Linked DNA regions of Mus musculus: all the other regions are linked to region 3. A link is a loop called in an ENCODE intact Hi-C map of the cell type or tissue named here. Cell type or tissue: left cerebral cortex. All regions are shown on one strand. Region 1 overlaps Mef2a (myocyte enhancer factor 2A). Region 2 overlaps Lins1 (lines homolog 1). Region 3 overlaps Lrrc28 (leucine rich repeat containing 28).

Region 1 (8,000 bases), 390 kb before region 3:
ACCAATGCCCAGCTTTCAGGTCCACAAAACCTTTCCCTAAGATTCTTTGCACTTTCACCTATAACACAATTCTCCAGAGCACTACTGATTACAATTCACATGTGTGGTTCTTTCATCATCCAAGAGAAAGGAGTTGCTGGCTCTCTGGATACTGTGGGCAGGAAGCTAAGGTGTCCCAGGCCTGATCAGGTGCAAAGCAGCCAGCTAGCTGCTGCTACACTGTCCCTCTTCTGGATGCTCTCTTGTACTTGTACCTTCTGGGCACCATCATAAATCCTCTCTGCTTTCCACCCTGACTATAAGGAGCATTCCTTTATGAATAACGTAGTTGGTAACTGGGCCAGAAACAATCAAATGAATCCTATGGCACTTGATGCAAACACAGGGTATTTTCAGTCCTACTCTTTTTCTACTAAGATCCAAGGAGAATGCAAAAGGCACAGGCCTGCTGTCCTCTTCTCCAAAGCAAAGGAGAAAAGGAAGGCAGATTCAGAGCGGATGCTCGGAAGCAATGGCTTATTCATTTGGCAGGCAGTGAGAAGGAAACATGCAGGTGCCATATGGATTTTAGGGTTCCCTTGGTACCATCTGAGATTCTCCATGCTTAATAAGAAAAGTTATGTGCCCCAAGTCCCTTCAAGGAATGCCTGGTTTGCTCAGCAGCATCCATGCTCTATCTACAGCTATGTTAAGAAAAGTCTTCCAACAATTGTACATAAACAAGAATCATGGCAGAGCTTGTTCTTGATAGCCTACACAGTAAAAGGGAACTGACAGGAAGTGTGTGCAGGCCATGTGCAAAAGCTCAGGAAATTTCCAGTTACTCACACCAGAGAGCTGAGGGCTGCTTGTCCTAGATGGTGCTGCTGCCAGGCTGAAGCCTGCCCCAGAGACAGCATTCCAGGGGAAGTAAAGCCTTGCAGGGCAGACAGGTCAGCGCTGGTCAGTGAGTAATCTACAAAAGAAGGGCAGTATTACTACACAGACAAATGTACCTGACCTCTGGGGAGAAGAGACACACTGGATTAAACCTGAATCACCACGTGTTGATGCTCATTGGGACAGAAAGGACAAAGAAGCTTTCTTGCTGAACTAATATCACGACACAATCAACTACATTTGCCTTAATAGCTCCCCGATTGTACACGTCACCTCAAATTCATGAACATCTTTCTATGACATACAAGTCATTTTCTACAAATGCTTTGGTCACAATTACTGCGGCCAAGGCTTAGGATATTAGATACTGCTTACATGTAGTTACTTAAGTTCATCATTAACACTTGGGGCTTACATTTAGTTCTGAGGAAAGGTGGCAGAGACTCCTACTTTTAACTTTTTTCTCATGTCTCAAGAAAGGTGTTTAAAGCATTTGGCTCTCCAAGTGAATTAATATATTTTAAGGAAAAAAAAAAGGCTGAATTGAGAAGGTGCCATTGGCACTCAGATTTCTATGTGATATGTGACTGTCCTTTCACACTTGACATGCCCAGAGAGTCTCAGCCAGATGTCCACTCTAGTGACCCTTCTAGTCCATAATTCTCTTTTGATCTCTTGGCCCATCCAATAACCCACTTGACCTATTCCACTTGGCTATCTCCACAAACACCTTGATTCTGGCAAAACCCAAACTGAACTCATGTTCTCCTCAAAGCTGTTCTTCCTTCCTTGATATATTGCACCAACATACCCAACAGCTCAGGCCAGGAAAGTGAGTGTTCTATTACTTCTTTGCTGTGCTCTTACCTTAGCTAGCAACAACTCTAGTTAATCCTACCTTGCTGTCTCCAGCGTGTGAAGGTCCCAGTGTAATCTACTCCTCTATTCCAAGCCACCAGTAAACTATGACTTGGACACTACACAACCTTTCTACGACTTATTGGCATTCACTTAAAAAACAAGATTTGTTTTTATTATTTCAGTTATGTCTCTGGGTATCTCTGCACATGAGTAAAGGTTCCCACTGAGGACTTGCCTGCAGCTGAAGTTACAGGCAGTTGTGCATTGCCTGAAGTGGGTACTGGGGTCCACACGAGGATCCTCTGCAAGAGTAGCACCAAGTCTTAACCAAAGAGCCATGTCCTATGACCACTAGACCACTGGAGTCCAAAATGACATGTTTGGAAATAGCAAGTATGACTGCAATGCTCTGTAACATACCCAACAAATCCCCACCTTTCCAGCTCAACTCTAACTGCCCGGCCTGTGACACTCACCCTGCTCTGCCTGGTGGCTTCCTGCCTGGTCAGGGCTGGCACGATATGACAGGTCTTTCCCAGTGTTGCTTGTCTTTCTTGTGGTAGACCTCAGTACCACTACTGACTACACTCTATTTACAGTGCCTGCCAGGGCACCTGGCACACATGCTAATACATCTTGAAGCTGGAGTGATGTTACTGATGGGCATGAGCAAGTGTCTATGGGACCCACAGGCTATTTTTTAAAATTGCTCCTTTATTCATCCCTTTACTTACTAAGTATCTACAGAAGGAAAAATAATATATACAATAATATGGGAAAAGAAAAAACACAAACAAAACAGCTATTCTAAGGAGGAGAGTAAAAGTGACCTTGGATGGAATGAGACTGATGTTTAGTCACATGATTTTAAGGAAGCCTGACTCTACTTTATGTGTTTTAGAAATTCCTTGCAGACTCTGTAAAAATAGATGTATGCAATATTTTTAAAATGCTTATATATATGTACTTTCTTTAGAAACTAATGGCGTTTCTAAAAACCGAGCACTACAGTAGAATCTTGAGTATAATGGAATGCCTGCAATGAGACATGTAGAATACTGCAATCTCACTCTGATACTCAATCCAAATGGTGTCCTCAGCTATACCCACCTGCCCATCGGACCTCAAGCTCCCTTCTTGCCTATCTTCTCAACCTCAGAGTACAAACTAGAAAGTCTAACAGTGCAGGACTTTTCCTACATATGCTTACCAGCTAAGATGTGTCTGCTCCTCATCTGGCAAAAAGATATGCCCTTAACTCAAAATCTCTTATGCAGCAAGGGATTGATGGGCTCTAATTGGATTTCTAGAAGTGTTTAAGCTCTGGCCTCTTCTGGAATTAGTTCTGTGCAAGACAAACAATGGGCTACAATTCATAGGCTACTAAGCACCTGACAGACTGGAGCAGTGTGTTTTTTCACACAGGTACTTGGGACGGTAAAGGTCATCCCCAGGCTTTGTCAACAAGACTATTACAAGTTATTTGAAAACTCTGGAATTAAAGTGCCAATCAAAGGTATAAACTGTCCCTCCAGGAGCTTCACAGAGCAGTTTTAGTACTGATGCCAAAGCATTTACTCTGAAGTCTAAAATTAGGTGATCTCTACCACAGTCCACTTATGAGCGTCATAAAGAAGTCACTTCCTTGCACTGCAGTCTTCTGATGGCAGACAAGGTGTTATTTCTTTCTTTCCCAGAGCCAGGTGTTTGGCTCAATTGGGGAGAAAGTGAAACTGCTTGTTCTTCCTGCCTGTCTTAGAATGGTAAACCCACAGGGAACCCTCTGCACACCAGTTCTCCATAGGGGCCATCTGGTTAAGCCAGCAGTATCCCTCCCCCTTCACTGTGACGCCCCCCCCCGCCGTGTGTGTGTGTGTGTGTGTGTGTGTGTGTGTGTGTGTGTGTGTGTGTGTGTTTCAAGACAGGGGGTTGGAGGGTGTTCGCTGTGTAGCCCTGGCTGTTTTGGAACTCATTCTGTAGACCAGGCTGGCCTCAAACTCAGAGATCTGCCTGCCTCTACCCCACTCCCCACCCTAAGTGCTGCAATAAAAGGTGTGTGCCACCACTGTCCACCTACTCCTAAACTTTCTTAACAGCCTTCTGTCTTAAGAATATTTTAAGACCAAAAGTCTGAAACAAAAATACCAAAACGAATGAAAACCTCTTCTTAGCAGCAGATTGACTGGCTATGGGGAGAAACAAGAGCTCATTCTCCTCCACAGGGTCTAATAACACAGACCAAGCCAGTAGCTACAGGAAAAAACACATCTTGCCTGCCACACTGAAGTACCTTCCATACCCCTAGGAGACCTCAACCCTTTCCCAAAGCAGGTTTATAGCATACAGACAAAACAATCTGATTTCAAAGTTGAGGAAGAAAAAGATAGTGTGCAATAAAAGACTTTATAAAAATACCTGGGCAATTTGCCTCCTCCCTTCCTTGGCCACACTTGACAATAGCTACTTGCTTCTTTCTTAAGAAGCAGTGAAAGGTCTGACATGGTGGCACACACCTTTAATTGCAGGACTTGAGAAGCAGGGGAAGGCTTTTGAGACCAGTCTAGCCTACAAAGTGAGTTCTAGGACAGCCAAGGCTACACAGAGGCCCCGTCTCAACCCCCCTTTGCTCCCCCCCAACCCCCGCCGCCAAAATCAACCCCCGCCGCCAAAATAAAAGTAGTAAAAGTTCATGTTGGAGAAATAACTTACTTCATTCTATTATCAACTCATTTTATGTAACTTTTTAAAGGCTTAGCACTTTAAAAATATACATTTAAACTTGAAACAAAAACCCAGAGCTATATTCTTAATAAGCATGTACCCCTTGTTTAGAAAGCAGCAAGAACAGAGTCCAGGAAAAGGCCCAGAGATGGCTCACCAGTGTTGTAGGCTGTCGGCATTGCTGAGTACACTAGTCCCTGTGGAGGCAAGCTCGGAGTTGTCACAGACACTACAGGCGTGGCAAGAGGTTGAGTGGCTTGAGAACTGCTTATCCTTTGGGCATTCTGTGAGAGATCAGAGAACAGATTAAGTGTAATTATGTGGTATTTATGTTCAGACTAAAGATTTTAAAAATAACTTTCAATTTAAATGTGACACTTCACAGTTTTATGTGAATGTCATTATTTCTTGAAACAGTGATATGAGATCCTTAAAGATATTAATGAGAATAACTAAATATTTAAGAGATCTATCTTTGTATTAATTATTCATTTCCCCTTTAAGATTACAGCATATTAATCCCAGATGCATGTCTTAAAATAGAAACTTACCTTATGGGTGATAACACTTTTGTGTGATAACTTAATGAGGACTTGATATCATTACAAGTATTGTCAAGCTACATTAAATGAAGTCTATTTATGTTTTAAATGGTTGATGGCAGCAAAAGTAATTTGTATACATGAGATTATAAATGTAAGAGTACAGGAACAAAACTACGTCCTTTTCAGTCCTTCTATACTAATGCTTTAGGCTGTGGCTTATCCCATGTAGCTGGTTTCCCTCCTGCTCACCCTGCAGGTGATCCAGGTTTTAACAGCACACTCAGATCTGTATCATTCTGGCCTTCCAGTTTTCTGAAAGGAAAGGCTCTAAGTTTTTTAATAATGTACTTTTGAAAAGGCTACTAAATACTGACTGACTGTATTAATAGTATCAGCATAATTGTATCTTAGCCAGGTTGGGAATAAATTAAAATGTTGACAACCCCACCCACCCCACCCCTTTCTCCTTTTCCTTTTGTCCCCTTTCCCCTAGAAGGTCTATGTAGCCCTGGCTGATTGGGAACATCAATCTGCTATGTAGATCAGCCTTGCCTTGAACACACAGAGATCCCGCTGCCTCTGACTCCTGATGGCTGGGATTTAAGAACTGCCTATTCCTGGCAAAAAAAAAAAAAGTCAACTCTTCAATGATGAAGCTACATTAGGATAGCCCCTGTCTTCCATGTGTAGGGGGTATGGCAGAATAATTTTTCCCTTCACACTGACCTAAAGTTGACTTTTTCCAGGATCAAGTATCAGAGAACAGAAGAGACTCCACAGTTTGTATACAAGAAGCTAAAGGATAACTATAATTTGTTTTTACAAATAGTTAGAGCCTAATGACTGACAGTTTTGGGGGTCTGTGTCAGAGCTCAGGAGTCCAAATGAGACTGCATTTTCTCTTGAACTGTTTTCAGAAAGCACTGGAATGAATGAAGGCCTCTGGCTAATATGAGTGCCTGACGGGTGATGGTCTTTTGAGGATCTGGACTCCAGCTTCTCTCAGGTCAGTTTGTATTTCCTACACATCTTCTCACAGGGCATCTGAAAACCATATGATGTACTGGTATGACTGGAGTCTTAATTACTGATTCACCTCTAAGCCTGGAGAACATCACTTTACTTCTCTGAACCCTTTAATTTGTTACAAAAGAAAGACAGACATGTTTGTCATGTCTGGTTTTCAGTGCTCCTGCTGATAATTGAAGAGGTATATTAGAAATGAACCCAAGACAGCATTTTTTACTGTCCCCAGACTTTCTGTAGTTAAAACTTTATATTATTGGTGTCATTGGTGACTTAAACAGACAAATATATTTATATTCCTTTTGATTCACAGCCATCCCACTAAATCTGTAATGAGATAAAATTATTCTAGAAGTGCAAGGCTTAGAACAGAGTCACTGTGGCCTCACTCTTGCTAGGGAAGTCCTCAACACAGGCGCAGGAGCTGGCTCCTTTCTTTCACTTCACTTTGGATCAGAGCCATCAACAAATGTTTAGGGCACAGAATGCCTTGCGTAACTTCCTGAATTCCAGGGAACTGCGTTTCTGATTCTTCCCTGCATTCTGAACTGATTTCATTTTTAGATGCTGAATTAGCTTAAACTTTTTTAAAGAACAATTTTTTATTAGATATTTTCTTCATTTACAATTCAAATGCTATCCCAAAAGTCCCCTATACCCTCCCAACCCCCTGCCCTGCCCTCCAACCCACCCACTCCCACTTCCTGGCCCTGGCATTACCCTGTACTGAGGCATATAAAGTTTGCACGACCAAGGGGCCTCTCTTCCCAATGATGTCCGACTAGGCCATTTTCTGCTACACATGCAGCTAGAGACACGAGCTCAGGGTGTACTGGTTAGTTCATATTGTTGTTCCACCTATAGGGCTGCAGACCCCTTCAGCTCCTTGGGTACTTTCTCTAGATCCTCCATTGGGGGCCCTGTTTTCCATCCAATAGCTGACTGTGAGCATCCACTTCTGTATTTGCCAGGCACTGGCATAGCCTCACAAGAGACAGCTATATTAGGGTCATGTCAGCAAAATCTTGCTGGCATATGCAATAGTGTCTGCATTTGGTGGCTGATTATGGTATGGATGCCCCGGGTGGGGCAGTCGCAGTCTCTGGATGCTCCTTCCTTCCTTCCGTCTCAGCTCCAAACTTTGTCTCTGTAACTCCTTCCATGGGTGTTTATGAAGTTGTAAAGAGTGTGATTGACTACACTTTTTAGCGATCTTTCTTATCTTCATGATTTCTACATTTCAACACACTCAGAAACTATCTCTGAGATTCTGCAGTTAAGTGTCATTTTAAGGAAGGCAAAGTCACACAGTGTCACACATTGGTATGACAGGTGGAGAAACAGTTCAGGCTCAGCACTGAGTCAACAATTTCAATGAGTTTTTGAGGGAGAGACTTAATCTGGTCTCAAATAAAACTAGGTAAAAATAGTGTTCAGATGGTTCTGTGTAGGCTATCCCTACTCTGGGCTTTTTAGAGTTGCATCTTCATGGCAACTTCTTGGTATGACTTCAAAGACTGTAGAAATAATGACCCTCCATACTTGGTCTGCCCACCAGCTAGATCCCTGCAAGCAGTGTGTTCCGTGAGTAAGTGACTTTCAGAACCACTAGAGGGCAACACAGTGATAGATAATTAAAGCATTTAGGACAATAATTTAAGGGTAAAGAGCAGGGTCTAGTAAAAGATGAATTATTTCAGTTTGAACCATAATGCAACCATTAGTGGCATCCTTAACTCAAGAATTTCCCCCCAAAGATATTCATTGTATAATCTAGCATCACATTTATAGCTAATCAGTGAGTATATTTCATATACCAATCCAAAAATGAGCAAGCACAGAACAAATAAAAGATCATCTCTTATTTTAAGGATAAAGAACAAAGAAACTTATTTGAAAAGAAACTGTTAAAAACACACCAGCATGCATAAACATGTCATCATAAGGAAATGAAAATAGTGGGTGCCT
Region 2 (8,000 bases), 930 kb before region 3:
GGGTGAGTCTGAAGGGAAAGGAGGTGACTGTCTCATACTGAGACTGGAGATCAGCTCCCGAGTCTCTAACAGACATCTTTCTAGAGGACAAAGGGCCCTAGGTTCAAGGCATTTGATGTGTAACTTTTAAAAGGGATAGAGCACCTTACTAAAGGACTTGCTGAGAGATGGTGACCACAAAAGCCATGAAAGCAGCAGAAGGCTCCTCCTTCCCACCCCAGTCTTTGGCTACCACAGTAAAATGTCCTACAGAGCTGTTCAAAATGGTGACTCCTGTCAAAAATGGCTGCACCACAAAATCTCCTCAGCCTGCACCCCTCACAGGTCTTGTCCAAGGTGGTGCACAGCCTTTCTAGCCCCTCAAGGGCTGTCCATGGTGTCAACACCTACCACACCTTTCCTGCCTTAGCTTACAGCTTTCATGAGACACCATTACAGGAGCTGTCCCATAGAAGCTGTCCACAGTGGCAGCACCTCCTCTGTAGAATTTTTCTCCCTTCCCTACCCCCAACAGCCCCACAGAAATGGCTCCTCTGCAAAAGCTGGCTGCAGCCAGGAAGGACTTCCCACCTTAACCCATGGACCTGATACAAGGACTTCCCACCTTAACCCATGGACCTGATACAAGGACTTCCCACCTTAACCCATGGGCCCGATGCAGGGAAAAGTGGGTGAAAAAAAGCCACCAATCCCTGAGCAGGAAAACCCACCAATCTCTGAGCTTCTCACAAAACCTCACCAATCCTTAAGCTTCCCCAAGGTCAGGACTTCAAATCCCACCAATCATAACTCTAGAAACCTCTGCCCTGAGAAGCTCCACCCACTGAGAAATCCTATATAAGCACTGCCCCTTTGGATCCCCTGGTGTCTGCTCCCGGGAGCAGAGGGTAGCCATCCCTGGATACATCCCTACACATCCTGGACCTTCCAATAAAGCTTTCATGAGATTTCCTGCCTGGGAGACTCATTGGAAGAAGGCAAGAAGAAAAGCAGTGATAAAGAGAAGAGGAGTGTGTCTGAGGCCCCTGAGCTCCTCAGCTCAGCTGGGGATCCCCTCCCCTGGGAGCTGCAACACCTCTGCTGAGGAGGCCTCCCTCAGAGCTATGTGGTTCCTGGGCTCCTGTGTCTCGGGAGTCCCTTCACCGGGACACTGTCCCACCTCAGAGCTGTGTAGCTCCTGAGCCCTCAGTCTCAGAATGCCCTTCCACTGGAACACCTTCTCCCCTCTGAGCTGATGGTTCCTGGGCTTCCGAGTCCCAGGATACACTTCCATACAGGCAGAAACACTTAGTGTCCGCAAGAGACCTGAGGTTCAGATGTCAGAGAGAACATTAACTTACTTAAAGGACATCTTGGCACTGGAACCAACAGTTACGGTGAGGGACACTGGTTACATGATCCAGAATCTGCAGTCATCCTCAGGGGGAGGGCAGTCAGAAAAGATGGAACAAGAAACAACCGGGCCTTGGGAGGTAGTCACCACAATGGTGGGGAGAACTGGGCATTAAAAGAGGCAGGAAACAGTCCTTTCTTTCTTACAAACTAAGCAGAAGGCCTTAGATCCCACCAGAGTTGTCTTCAGTTGGTGACTGTTAGGAAGTCCTTCTGTTTAGAGGGGTAACATAGCACTGGTTCCCCACTACTGTAGGGCTATGGAGTTTGAGAGAAGGGAGGCCTTTGCTCCACAAGGAACTGGTTTCAGCCAGGAATCTTTAGCTGTCCTCATTCTTCAGTGGAGAACTACAAAGGCCCTGGGGCAGAGACAGAACTCCCAGAGGAACTGTACCCTCTCACCCCCAAGGACAGAGGTGAGCGTGCCCTAAAGGGAGGAAACCTGGCCCTACGGGGAAGTTGTCCCGAGGAGAGGCTTTCCGACTCTCTAAGCTCTTCCGCATTTAGCATACCGAGGGTCCCTAGAGGTGGAAGCTGTAGTTGATGTACCCCAGAGTCCATGCCAACAGATGCAATATGAGTCAGATTCGTCGGTGGTGAAAAGAATTCACCACTTAATATCAGAGTAGAAAAGAGGAAAAACACTTCAAGGGAGCAGTGGGCTGGGCAAGAACAGAACTGTCTGCAGCAGGGTGGTGGACTGTGGTATGCAATGAAGGCAGTTGTGATTGGTCGAGGTTCAGCCTGGCTAATTTGGTAAACCACTAATCCTTGCTTCTTTCCCACAGCGTATGATGTCTCAGTGGGTTAGGAGCCAGAATCTTGGAGGACAACCTTTGTTTGGAGTGCTTCAGGTTCTGCATTGAGTATCATAGACAGCATCTGAGCTATGTAACTGCTCGGGCGGAAACTAAAGTCAAACCATTGTTGACTTAAGCTGAGGCTCACTCCTGAATCTCTTGGCAAACTCTAGCCGCCAATTTGTATAAAGTTGGTCTTTTATTTTTAATAGCATTGGTTGTACAAATACACATGGGCAGTTCTTTAGTGATCACATTTTCTAACGAAGGCTTCAGAGTTCTATCATGTCCTAGGAAACTTCGGGTTTTTGCATCAGAGTCGACTATAACCAAGGTTGACCTCAAACTTACAGTGTACCAAAGTTGATCTTTGTGTCATTGTTAGTATTGTTAAAATATTTATGTAGAGACAAGGCCTGGCTGTGTAAAAAGCCCAGGCTGACCTTAAACCACTTTGTACAAATTCATTTGATTGTGTGTACACTCTTGCACATGTGCAGATTGAAGGAAACTCCTACGCATTGGTTCTTTTTCACCATGTGGGCTCCAGGGGTCAGACTCAGGACATTGGGCCTTGATTAGCTGAGCCATCTCACTGGCCCCAAGGATGTTAGGACTCCTCTGCCCCCATGTCCGTCTACGCCTTCACCAGGCTCCAAGAGCTGGGGTATATACATGAACTCCCGTGCTCATATTGTTGATTATTTTACTTATTGCTTTATTCGTTTTTTAGAGAGGGTCTCACTACGTAGCCCTGGCTGGTCTGAAACTCACTGTGTGGACAGACCAGACAGGTCTCAAACTCACAAGAGATCTTCCTGCTTCTGCCTTCCAGATTCTAGGAATAAAAGTGTGGACCACTATGCCCAGCTAGTTTCTAGAAATATTTTAAATGTACTTTCTAGTACAGTTCTGTCCAGTTTTTGGTGTAGAGACTTTAAGAATCAGGGTCTTTAGTATGTTTGGGCATGGTAACTTAATCTTATACCCCAGCAGTCAGGAACTTTAACAAGAGAACCATGAGTTTGAGGCTGCCCTAGGCTACAAAGTGACTATAACCCTTCCCAAAATTAAGGCGTTTTGTCTGATTATTTTTATAGTTCTGAAAGTTGATACCAGGCAAGCATTCTACTATTGAGCTTCATCTCCAGTCTTCCCTCCCTCCTGCTTTTGATGCAGGGCCACCCTAAGTTTCCCAGAGAGGCCTTGAACTCCACCTTCCCGCCTCAGCCTTCTGAGAATGAGATTATAGGCATGTGCTGTTTTATTCAGCTAAAATTTTTGGTTTCTTTTAATATATACGTTTTCTTTGAGGTCATTGTAGAGTCATGAGCAGTTTGAAGAAAGATGCAGCAAGACCCTATGTAGCTTTTTCCTGATTTTTCCCAAGGGCATCATCTTGCTCAACACAACAAAATCTTAATTGATACAACCTACCTGCCTCCCTCCGATTTCCCTCTTTATCTGTGCACATTTATTTGAATGTTTGCCTAGCTCTGTGTGATTTTTGTTAGCACTGGCATGCCCCCTGTTATCCTTCATAGCCCCACCCTCTAAGGAGGTGGAGCCCTCAGCCGGAGGCTGACTTCCATCTGTATTACATTGCCCATTTACTCTTCAGGAATAGAAATAATACACAGCTTCTACGATTGCCCCTTTCCCCCACATAATCCCTGTGAGAGCCATCTAAGGCCGCTCAGGTAGTAATAGGGTTTTGTTGATGATGAAAAGTTACTTCATGGTGTGGCTCCACCGCTTTGTTTCCACACACCCAGTGAAGGGCATCTTGTGCAAGCTTTTGTGTGCATGACTTTATTTTTCTGGCATGAATGCCAACTTCCCAGTTGCTGGGTCATCTGGTAACTAAATGTGCAGCTTTGAAGAGACTGCCAGATTAATTTACAGAATAGCTGTTATAGCAGGATTTAGTTTCTATACATCTTTGCCAACATCAGCTGCCTCTGGTTGTTATTGCAGCTATTCTAAGAATGGTATTCTTTTTAGTTATTTTTGTTTCCTGTTGTGGTAGGAGAATAGTCACTTGCCAATGGCAGCTAGTACGGAGGACACTTAAAAATGATACCCCGACATTTACAACAAATAAAATACTTGAAATTCTAAAAAAAAAAAAAAAAAAAAAAAATGATAGCCCTGGGTTATAGAGACCTCAGCTTTTTTGGAATACTCTCACCTTAGATGGCATTTTTCTATAATTGCTGACCTAGGGGCAGGTGGATGATCTCTTTAGTGAACACTTTCAGTGACTCGGGTTAAAAGATCAGGTAAAACACTAGGGGTGACAGCCATGCTGGCCCAGAAAGAGGCGTTGGTGCGCACTGTCGTCCTCCAGGAAGGCTTCTCCAGTGCTTCCTGAAGCTTTTTGCTCAGGGATAATCTTCGGTGTGTAAATGTGCAAAACAAGTCTCTGCAGTATGCATGGGGTTCCTCAGGGTTGTCTTCCCCTTCAAAATCAGCTTCTGCCTGGCTCTTCTCTTCTGCATCGCAACCGCATTTCCCCCTCTATTCTTCAGAGAGAGCTCAGCACTGGTGAGTAAGTGAGGGGATTGAGGAAGCAAGTGGCTGCTGAGGGCAGACAGACAGACAGACAGACACTGCAGTCCACAGTGTTCTTCATGCAGCAAATCCCAGCTCTACACTCATAACTAGGTGACACCTTGGGGACCACGGGCAGCAGCCCCCATGCGGTACCCTCTGAATCTAAACTGACTTATTTATCCCTCTGGCCTCTGCAGATTCCAAGATAGGTGAGCTCCATCGAATTTCTGATTCCCATTTGCCGGGGGAGGTAAGGTTGCTAGGGACCACCTTCTGTTTCTGCGTAACTGGTAACACCCAATGGCAGTTTCTTTGAGGACTGTTAGTTATGAACTGACTTCAGAAAGTCAGTTCTTGGCTCAACAGAGCCATGTGGTTGCATTAGAAGAATTATAGAATTAGAATCAGTTCTGATTTTGTGTTTTTATGGTACTAAGTCTTTGTACCTGTGGTGGTTTGAATATGCTTGGCTCAGGGAGTGACACTATTAGCAGGTGTGACCTTGTTTCAGGAAGTGTGTCTCTGTAGGGGTAGGCTTTGAGCCTCTCCTTTTAGCTGCCTGGAAGTCAGTCTTCTTCTGGTTGCCTACAGATGAAGATGTAGAACATAAGGGTCCTCCAGCACCAGGCCTGCCTGGATGCTGCCATGCTTCCCACCATGATGATAATGGACTGAATCTCTGAATCTGTAAGCCAGCCCCAATTAGATGTCCCGTATAAGAGTTGCCTTGGTCATGGTGTCTCTTCACAGCAATGAAACTCTAACTAAGACAAGTACCTTTGCTTTTTTTCTTTCTTTCTTTCTTTCTTTCTTTCTTTCTCTCTCTCTCTCTCTCTCTCTCTCTCTCTCTCTCTCTCTCTCTCTCTCTCTCTCTCTCTCTCTTTCTTTTTCCCTCTACCAGGGATTGAACCTAGAACCTCATGAATATTGATCATGGACTCTACCACTGAGCAACAGTCTCAGCTTCATAGGATTTTTTTTTGTTTTTTTGTTTTTTGTTTTTTGTTTTTTTTTTTTTTTTTCGAGAGAGGGTTTCTCTGTATAGTCCTGGCTGTCCTGGAGCTCACTTTGTAGACCAGGCCGGCCTCGAACTCAGAAATCCGCCTGCCTCTGCCTCCCGAGTGCTGGGATTAAAGGCATGCGCCACCACACCTGGCAGGATTTTTTAGAAAGCAAATATTTTAATTTTGTTTGAGTCTAGCGCTTCAAAATCTGCTTTATATACCATGTTTCCGGAAGAGGTTGTTGGAAGATGTTTTGTGTACTGTGTATTTTTTGACAAGAGGTCAAAGCTTTGTATTACTTTTTTTTTTCTAAAAGGATAATTTTTTACATCAGAAAAAATGTAACATCATGTAAGGATTAATTTCAGATTTTATGTCCATGTCCTGATTAGACATCTCCAATATTCTTTTTCCAGAGTGGGTGTCCTCCCTTGTGCGCTCCATAGAGGTGTTGAAAATGCTCCTTTTTCCACTGGATGGTTTTAGCTCCTTTGAGAAAGATCAAGTTGACCATAGGTGTGTGTGTGGGTTCAGTTCTGGGTCTTCAATTCTATTCCATTGATCTACCTGTCTGTCATTGTACCAGTACCATGCAGTTTTTATCACAATTGCTCACAAATGTATAGCTTGAGGTCAGGGATGATGATTCCATCATAGGTTCATTTATTGTTGAGAATAGTTTTTGCTATCCTAGGTAAAAATTTTGATTTACCCCAGTGGATTTAAACTGGGGCATCTAACAACGTCTGCAGGCATTTCTAGTCGCCGGAATCTGGTACCTGATGCTATGGTGTTTTGGCTGGGAGATGGCAGAGGTTTGAGAAAGACTGGGTGAGGGCAGGGGTTGCTTACCAGTCTGGAGTGTGCTTGCAGCTCCCCATATAAAGGAGTCTGGCTCCCCGTTCAACAGTACCATGATGGAGAATTGAGGCAGCCATCATGAAGTGTTACAGGAAAGCTGGTGTTTTTCACCTGGGCCTGGTGATACCAGCCCATGGTCCCAGATACCTGGGTGTCTGATGCAAGAGGATCATAAGTTCAAGGCTTCCTGAGCTAGAGTAAGATCAAGGCCAGCCTACTACTGCAGGCAGCTTACAGAGTTCCCCCTCCAAACAAAAATTAAAAGACAAGTCTAGGGATGAAGCTCAGAAGCCTAGCATGCATAAGCACACTCATGCACAAGCACAAATGTACTCACACCCTTTTGCACACACACCCCCAAACAACACTATAAAGAGTTTTATGTTCTGATATTTACATGTAAAGTGTGCATTTCGTCATTGTGATTTTAAAGTGTTAGAATAATTTCCAATCGAGGAGTCCAACAACTACTGTTATCTCTAACTTGAGACTTCCGAAGTGAACACAGTCTTGTTTCACTTGTAATACAGCTTTAACACCCATAATTATAAATTACCTTTTCTGTTTCAGGCTTCACTGAGGAAACATCTTAGAGATCCATTGTATTTCTAAGTCTTCAATATTTACTCCTGTGGCTGTTGACTCTCTTATGAGATACATTTTGGATATCAAAATGGAAATAGTCCAAGAAATTTTGGATCAATTATACAGGAAAGTACTTCTTGGAACCACTCTTGAAGATGACGTCCATGGTTACATCTTCTATCTCAACCCAGATCTCTCAGAACAAGATGGCTGTCCAGCCTTCCCTGTAGCTCAGTCTAATGCCAGTGGTGTGCTTGATGGCATGGCAGGCCAGCATGGGCCATCCTCCCACGAGGTGGCCACCCTTCCTGGAGCACAGGAGTGTCCCAAGAGACAGCTTCAGATGGACAGAACCCGGGAGATGAAGCTCCTTCAGTTAACAGTGATTGACACGATGCTGAGCCAGGTACTGTCTGATGAAACGGAGACCCACGCAAAGGAGGGGTACAGAGAGCTAACTGAAGTCCTTTTGCAGTCTGTTGAACTCGATTCCAAATTGGTGAGCCATTTTTAAAAAGATTAAGATACTAAGTAAAGTTGCTAAGGCTTCAGCAGTGTGGCGAACGGTGTTTGTTTTGCTATAGATGCGCATGCTCCAGAATTCTGACAAGTTGTTGTCCCACATGGCTGCGAAGTGCCTCGCCTCGCTACTGTATTTCCAGCTGAGAGAGAAGGTCAGAAGCCAGCACGTTAGTTATTTCTCTTGAGTGTTTTAAAGTTCACATATTTGAGTTAATAAGATACTTTCACCCACAGTAAAATGCAAATCCAAAAATGTAGGAATGAAATAAGATCCCCCAAA
Region 3 (8,000 bases):
AGGGAAATCAGAGAGACAGCACTGAATGGACTGCGTCCTGGCGTGGAAGTGGCAGCTACCTACGACGCTCCCCTGTCACTCAGCACACACTACACAGGCAGGAGGAAGGCGAGGAAACCCAGCGGCAGTGTTGAGTGTGGTTACATTTAGGTTGAGGGTGTTCCCTGAGCTTCGATTTTATCGTTGGCTACTTTGAAGAGTTTCAGAATGAAAGGACGGGACAATGACACTGACCAAGACTCAGTGTAAAGATGGATGCAGGGTGCCTTTCCTTTACCTCCCCAACACTCAGACAGAATAACAAACAGAGCAACGGACAGGAAGGAGTAAACGCCTTTCTAGGATGAGATGAGTACAGCTTCTTCTGTACAGTCAAATTAGGACAGAATATTATATGCTATCTAATTTTTATCTTCCAGGAGGGTAAATTCAACACAAATACATGAATCATTATGTCTCAGTGACTATTCTACTGCTATGAACATGACACCATGATGCACGACCCCCAATAAGGCCCCAACTTCTGATCCTTCTCATCTTTTCAAATAGTGACACGCCCTGGTGGCGTGGCATTCAAATGTGTGAGCTTATAGTAGACATTCTTACTCAAAAGACCACGGATTCAAAACCAAAAGTGGCCAGGCTGCGTGTGGCAGTGGTGGCCATGTCTCTAATCCCAGCACTGAGGAGGCAGAGGCAGGCAGATCTCTGAGTTTGAGGCCATCCTGATCTACAGAGTGAGTTCCAGAACAGCCAGGTCTACACAGAGAAACCATAACTCAAACAAAACAAAACAAAAAGTGAAGCTAGGAGATGTTTTGGTGGTAAAAGTGCTTGCTCTGCAAGCATAAGGACCAGAATTTTGATACCCAGAATCCACATAAAACAGAGAGCTTTGTGTGTCTGTAACCTTAGCACTGGAGGCCAAGGGCAGAAAGATCCTGAGAGCTTGCTGGCCAGCCAGCCAGCAGAGCACAGGTTCAGTGGCAGGCCCTGTTTCAAGAGAGTAAGGTGAGCATGCACGCATAGTGGCTTGTGTTCTCATGCTAACTGTGTTACCTAAAAACCTGTGTGCAGTGTTCTGCACAAGGCTAAGGGATGCTCACCCCAGTTGGCTCTGATTGGAAAATAAAGTTGCTAGCATCCAATGGCTGTGCAGGGAGATGCAAGGGAGGGAAAAGGAAGTCCAGCATGACAGGGGTGTAGGACGGACCACGCTGTGAAGGAGCAGGAGGGTAAGATGGCCGAAATGTAGGTGCAAGGGGAAAGCAGACCCAGAAGGAAACAGGACAGCAAAGATAAAATATAGATGTAGAAAGTGTTCATTCAGGAATCCTGGAGGAAGTATGTGCTAGCTGTGGGGAGGTTTGGAAGTGCCGAGAGCTACACCAGGCACATTAAAATATAAAAGTTGCTTTGTGTGTGTGTGTGTGTGTGTGTGTGTGTGTGTGTGTGTATCTTTCATTTGTGAATCCAGAGCTCTTGGGTGGGTACAGAGCCGCAGAGGAACTCACAGGGAGCATAGAGGACTTTTAGATTATCTACCGCTACAGACATATGTGCACACTCAGACAAAACATTAAACACAATTGACAAAAGCACTGAGGGGTCCTGAGATGTATCTCAGTGGGCAAGCACTGCCCTCCCTATCATGCACACAGAAGGCACACAGCACCTCAAGAAAACAGAAACAAAAAGGTAAGTTTTGTAGCAGTATGAAGGTAATCTTCCAAAGTACTGGCACTACTAAGACGTGGAGGAAAGGCCCAAGTTTTCCAGCATCACTGTGCCCTCAGGGAGCCTACATCCAGGTTGACACAGGAATAACAAGAGTAGGATTCTCCCAGGAACATGCACTTCCCAGAAGAGCATCTTCATTGTCTGAGCTGAGCTATGTCAGCATCTTAAAGGCTCTAACACACCTTTGCAGGGGTTAGCAAAGCCTCCCATCTACCCAGAGCAGCAGCATGACAACCACACCCAAACGTTACCACAGATGAATAAATTAAAATTATATGTCCCACTATTCCAAATCACTTCAAGTTCCCATTCTTATTTTAAAAAAAAAATGAATAAACACACTCACAGTTCCACAAGGTTTGGAAGCTTCTGAGCAAGGTTTTCTGGCTGAAAATCAAAAACTCAGAATTAAATTTTATCTTTAAAAAGTATTAACATTTTTAATTCCCTTAAGTATAACAGAATATCTTCTTGGGATATAAATTTTGAGAATGTGAAAATAATAACTTAGCATGTTTGGGATTCATTTTTACACTAATCACAAGGCACTTAGTATAGTCAAACAGTTAAAATCAGCATCCCTTATCACATTTGTCCTCAACCTGCCCAATGCTGGGGCCCTTTAATACAGTTCCTCATGTTGTGGTGACCCCAACCATTAAATTATTTCTGTTGATACTTCATAACTGATTTTCCTACTGTTATGAATCATAACATAAATATCTGTCAACAGTCTCAGGTAACACCCTACCCCACCCCCCGGAAAAGGTCGTTCAACCCCAAAGGGTTGCTACCTACAGGCTGAGAACTGCTGCCTTAGAGAAACCAGGCACCTCTCAGGGCATGTAAGGAAGAAGGCCACCGCCAAGAGGTTGAGGGGCCAAAGAGACAACTGTGGACAAAAAAATGCCAGGGTCTGCCAACAGCCTACACAGAGAGAAGGGCCCGCAAGACTCTATAATCCCCAAAAGGGGACCCTACCCTGATGAGCGCACCCTAATTTTGGATGCTTGCCTCCCAAGTGTGAGCAAGGCACTGCTATTAGGACTGCTTAGTTATGGTGGCCTCACAGTTACAGCCCTCAATCCCCAGCTCCCCACCCCTGCTGCTAAAGAAAGGCAGATCTCGGAGAGAAAGGAGGTTGAGAATGAAGAGAAACAAGGACTGTGATCCAACAGTTTTATCTTAGAGGGATGGCAGACTGATGAAATAGATGAAATATGCTGGAGTAGGGGTGGTGTCCTTTTCCAAAGGACAACTTCTACAATTCTACTCACAGCTTGAAAAGAGTGGGGTGAAAGGAGGGCTGTTCCTGTAAATAACTGTATTTAACTACAGACATGGCTCAGATTTATAAGCACATGAAGATGGACACTATAAAAACAGAAAGAATGGGTTTTTCATTCCACATCCTCCAAACACCAAAAGGTAAGCTAGTTTTAATGGCAGAACCAGGAATGGCTTTCAGAAAACAAAAACAGGTCTGGCATGGATTCTTAAAGATGAATATGAGATTGGCATGAGGTGGAAAGGGGGGTAGTTCTGGTTCACCTTCTGGGCACAGACGTAACATGTGCAAAGGGAAAAGGGCAGGAGGTGTTTAGAAAATTAACTATTGGCCGACAATGCCTTAACAGTAGTCCTAAAGACATAAAAACAGGTTTTGTAAACCCGGCTACAAAAGCAGCTGTGCTTGGGGGCCTGGCCAGCCTTAAGAACCTGTGATGGCTTGAATGAGGTGTCCCTCCACAGCTGGTGCCATTGTTTGGGAGGTTTAGGAGGTGTGGCCTTGCTGGAGGAAGTATGTCACAGGAGGCAAAGCTCAGGTTTCAAAGCCATTTGTCATTCCTAGTTGGCTCTGGGATTCGTTCTTGCAGCTCAAGGTGTGAGTTCTCAGCTGGGGCTCCAGCAGCGTTCTCATCACAGCAACAGGAAGTAATAGAAACTATCCTGCTCTTGAACCTGTCTGGCAACTCACAACCACCTGTAGCTCTGGTCCCAGGAGCTCTGACGCCCTCTTCTGGACTCCTTGGACCCCAGGACTCACACGTGCACATACTCCCCCAAGTGTATGTAAGTTTAAAAGCGAAACCAAGTAAAAATCAAGTATAAAGATAGTTTTACACAAAGTGGCAAGGACTGCTAGGTTGTAATGTAAAACTTTATCACAGACCCATGCTTCAACGCTTCAACATTTGGTCCCTGGACGGTGGTGCTCTTTGGGGAAGATTGTGCAGCCTCAGGAAGCAAGGCCCAGTTTGAGAGGTGGAAAAGACAGGCCACCATGATAAGAGACATGACTAATACATGGGCTTATATTTTATTCTAAGGCATAAATTTTTTTTGAAACCCTAAACAGAATGGAAATCCACTGGTTTTATTTTAGATAAGAAAGTAACAACTTCATACATGCATACAGGTACAGTCTAACTGCTTATGTATATATGGACATGCCCTTTTGCCATAAGCTGCATTACTGAACATAGAGATTGTGAAACGACTGAAGTTTTGAGATCTCACTGCTGACAGACCTACTTAAACATTTAAGTGGTACAAGCTGTGAACCCTCACTCAGTATGCATTCAAACATGTTTCTTCGGATGTCACAAATCCCTGGAATGGTCTTTTAGTATTGGTATCTTTCCTAGTAACGACACATGCTTCCATTTATGGGCATACCTAGCAAAACCAGAGAACTGTAAGGCAAAGAGCTCAATCAGCATGCTCCCGTTAAAGCACAGAGCAGGGCAGGGGAGAAAGGCTCAGGCCCTCACCAGCTTCATCTGCTGGACTAGCGACACTGGATCTGGTCTATTACATGACTATCAGATAGCATTCCATGGTAAGCTGCTTGGTAAGTTTTGCTTTTTTGAGTTAGAGCTATATATAAAACACTGAAACTATACTTCTGCTACTGACATGTGTCAGTGTGAGCTGACTGACAAGTGAAACACACTGTATTTATATGTAAAAACAGGTACACTAACTTTTGAGAAGACCGTAGTTCATGAGGATGCTGCCTTTTGGAAATACAAAACAAGTAAATCCATCTCTCAACCTAGAAAACAGTTGTCTGTTGAGCAGGCCATGACTGACCCCTGCTGGTTCTAGGAAACAGTGTCTATTTGTTGAGCAGGTCATGACTGACCCCTATTGGTGCTCTGTGGTATCACGCCCTTCTTTCTAATCCCACATTTTCAGTACATGGAAAATAGAAATCCCATGAACAGTTACATCAATAATTTTTTTCATAACTAATACAAAAATAAACTTTAACATGTTTCTCATGCTGGCATAAAATGTTGCTTTCAAACTCCCCTTAAATGTGAAAATGTTTAAATGTTTATAACTTGGGACAAGAATTTCATGTATGTTATAAACACAACAGGTCTGTGACATTCTGTGGTAGACACTGCCCTTCCCACGCCTTTCCCTCAGAAACCAGGGCAGATGTGATACAGTCTAGGGGGTCTTCGTTAGGCTCTGGGGTTTTGTTTGCTTGCTGTTTTATTTTGTTTTTCTCCCCTGCCAATTAAAGAAACGGCAGGCACAATCCTGAGCTAGGCAGGATCATCTCAAACACGGCCAGCAGCAACAGACAGAATTAGCAGCCGAAGAAAGGCATTTAAGGGGGGTGAGGGAGAACACAGGCTTCCAGCAGAAACACACAGAAAACGGCCCCTAGGAAGTGGACAGAACACTCACAAAGCCAAAAACCCACTCTCTTCTCAAAAACCCACTCTCTTCTCAAAAACCCACTCTCTTCTCAAAAACCCACTCTCTTCTCAAAAACCCACTCTCTTCTCAAAAACCCACTCTCTTCTCAAAAACCCACTCTCTTCTCAAAAACCCACTCTCTTCTCAAAAACCCACTCTCTTCTCAAAAACCCACTCTCTTCTCAAGGGCTGGAATCACTCTCTTCTCAAGGGTTGGAATCACTCTCTTCAAGGGTTGGGGTTAAGTCTTTGAAGAATTGCTCTTCCCTTAAGGTTGGTCAGTTTGAACAAAGAGAAGTTGGTTGGTTGGCCTACAACTGTCGTGTGACTTGTCCTGATAGGCCTTGAGCCAGTCCGTCAGCAGGGGGGCTTCTAGGAGACAAAAGCTTACAAGGCTTTGTTTAAAGCTGTCAGGCTTTTGTCTTAATCGGGAGGATAAGGAAAAGCTGGCCATTTTGGAAATCTGTCTCCTTTATCACTTAGCCATAACCCTGCTCCCTGTTTGTCTACCTCCCAGAAGCCTAACTCCTGCTCTCTCACAAGAACTCACATGCTCCACAGCGACTCTAAGATGGTAACAGCTTTGTGAGGGTTCACCCGTGAGGGAAAACACCGCAAGCCAGAGCACTCAAATAATCTGCAACTGTTTGCATTCATCCGGAATAAGAAATACCTGTGGCTAAAAGCTACTAGGACCCAAGGTTCAGCACCTGCTGCAACCCACATCTAATAACACATCCCACGTTTTGGCTCTTAGAGCAGTTATCATCACTTATCTAAAACATAAGCATGCGGTGCTAGACTAGAGAGATGGCTTGGCAGTTGAGCACATTGGCTGCCCTTCCAGACGACCCAGGTTCAATTCCCAGTACCCACATGTTGGCCCACAACCATCTGTAACTCCTGTCTCACGGGATCCAATGCCCTCTTCTGGCCTCCACAGGTACTGCATGCATGAGGTGCAGAGACATAACTGCAGACAAAACACCCACATGCATAAAATGAACACAAATTATTTAAAAGGGAATAAATCGCCTTACTATTGGATTTGGCAATGGGTTCACAGATGCTATACAAAAGCAATGCTGCCACAGGAGAAAAGATGATCATAACTAAGACCATTTGTACAGAAAAGGACATTATAAATAAAAGACAATGTACAGACTGAAAGAAATATTTACAAAACACACATCAGATAAGGATCCAGCACCCAGAACATAAAAACTATTGTAACCCAGTAACAAAAAAAGTTACTGAAAGATGGACTAATGATAAAATTTTTTTAAAAATCTGCTAGAGATGGATCTCAAAGCTCCTTAAAGGCTTGGCTCTCAGGGTGCTGCTATCTGGAGACAGTGAGCCTTTAAGTCACAGGGGATGTCAACTTGAGGGGATCTGAGTCCCTGCCTTCCTCCTCCCCGTCTCCCATTTTTTCTACTGTTGCTTTCCAGCCACAGAGGAACAGCTTACTCCATGGTGGACTGGAACCTTTAAAACCACAAGCCAAAATACCTTTTCTAAGCTGCTTATCCAGGAATTTGCTATAGTAATAAAAAGTCAACTAACACAATAGATAAATGCTGCTTTATGTCATCAGCCTCCAGGAAGTGCATATCAAACCCACAATGAAGTATCACTTCATAACTACTAGGACAGCTATGCCAACAACAACAACAAAATGGAAAATATCAATGTTGGTACGGATGTAAAGAATCTAGAACTCCAGGCTGCTGAGTGAGAAAGAATAAGCTTTCTGCAGAGATGAGCCCCCAATAGGTTATACAATCCCAAGAGGTCGTCAGCTCTAAATGCATGTAACATGAGCAATACTCTATACGTGTGTTGGTAGATGGATGTACAGAGTAAATACAGACAAGGTTGAGAGTATCAGAGGAAACAGGGACGGACAAGATGCTGGAAGGGATGGGAGGGCAGGAATAAATGATGTAACTACAACAGACACATGTTGAGGTTTGGTCTGCTTCTATGCACTGTAATGGTAAATACTGCCCCAAGATCCGGTTGCCTGAGGGATGAGGAAATCCTCACATAACAGATCTCATGCTATGTAACCTTGCTCCTTAATTTAAACTATTGAACAAAGATGCCGACAGCCTTTAGCTGGGCAGAGGAGAGGGAGGTGGGGCTTTAGTTCCAGGGCTTGGGGTCTGAAGCACAAACAAGGAGCAGCAGAGTGAAGAGAGAGACGACGCCATGGGGTAAGGAGTCATGAGAACTGGCCATGAGGGCCAGTCAAAGTAGAAGAGGCTCCGGTCAACATGGCCAGTCTTATCTCGGGGTCACTGACAGGGAAGTAGACAAAATAGCTCAGAGGGTTAACATGTGCCCAGCTCTACTGATATTAAGGCTTATTATAAATATAAAGGTTTTGTATCTTTTATCTGAGAACTATATGATCCAAGGTGGGGTCGAAACCCCTGATTAATTTTTACTACAACATATATATATGTTTAAATTCTCAAAAAAAAAACCTTGCATTAAAATGAATAGAGGTTGGGCAGCAGTGCTGTACACCATTAATC

The links. Hi-C counts contacts between places; a loop is a spot of excess contacts. Peaks named below come from ENCODE experiments on the same cell type or tissue, not always from the same donor. Only the 100,000 strongest peaks of a DNase experiment are listed, where the experiment ranks them.
Region 1: it touches region 3 in a loop (5-fold over the local background); 27 of 42 quality-filtered maps call a loop at or near these places.
Region 2: a loop joins it to region 3, with 7 times the contacts of the local background. A loop is called at or near these places in 15 of 42 quality-filtered maps.

Annotation. Positions count from the first base shown.
Region 1 is chr7:67,235,696-67,243,695 of GRCm38, forward strand. Mef2a (myocyte enhancer factor 2A) reads right to left here. Exons shown (of 11, transcript NM_001291195.1): 9 at 4,619-4,745; 10 at 829-955. Among named protein-coding and RNA genes, the nearest start is that of Lysmd4, 17 kb to the left of the region's middle. In left cerebral cortex, a CTCF peak has its summit at 7,632 (motif pointing right); DNase peaks (open chromatin) are centred at 3,849 and 7,634; H3K27ac peaks cover 366 bases.
Region 2 is chr7:66,700,857-66,708,856 of GRCm38, forward strand. It overlaps Lins1 (lines homolog 1), which reads left to right. Exons shown (of 8, transcript NM_152815.2): 3 at 7,184-7,697; 4 at 7,783-7,887. The coding sequence starts at 7,263. Among named protein-coding and RNA genes, the nearest start is that of Lins1, 15 kb to the left of the region's middle. In left cerebral cortex, no CTCF peak of the experiment used is centred here; a DNase peak (open chromatin) is centred at 4,003.
Region 3 is chr7:67,626,209-67,634,208 of GRCm38, forward strand. It overlaps Lrrc28 (leucine rich repeat containing 28), which reads right to left. Exons shown (of 10, transcript NM_175124.5): 3 at 2,087-2,127. Among named protein-coding and RNA genes, the nearest start is that of Lrrc28, 15 kb to the right of the region's middle. In left cerebral cortex, CTCF peaks have their summits at 4,872 (motif pointing left) and 6,381 (motif pointing left); a DNase peak (open chromatin) is centred at 4,868.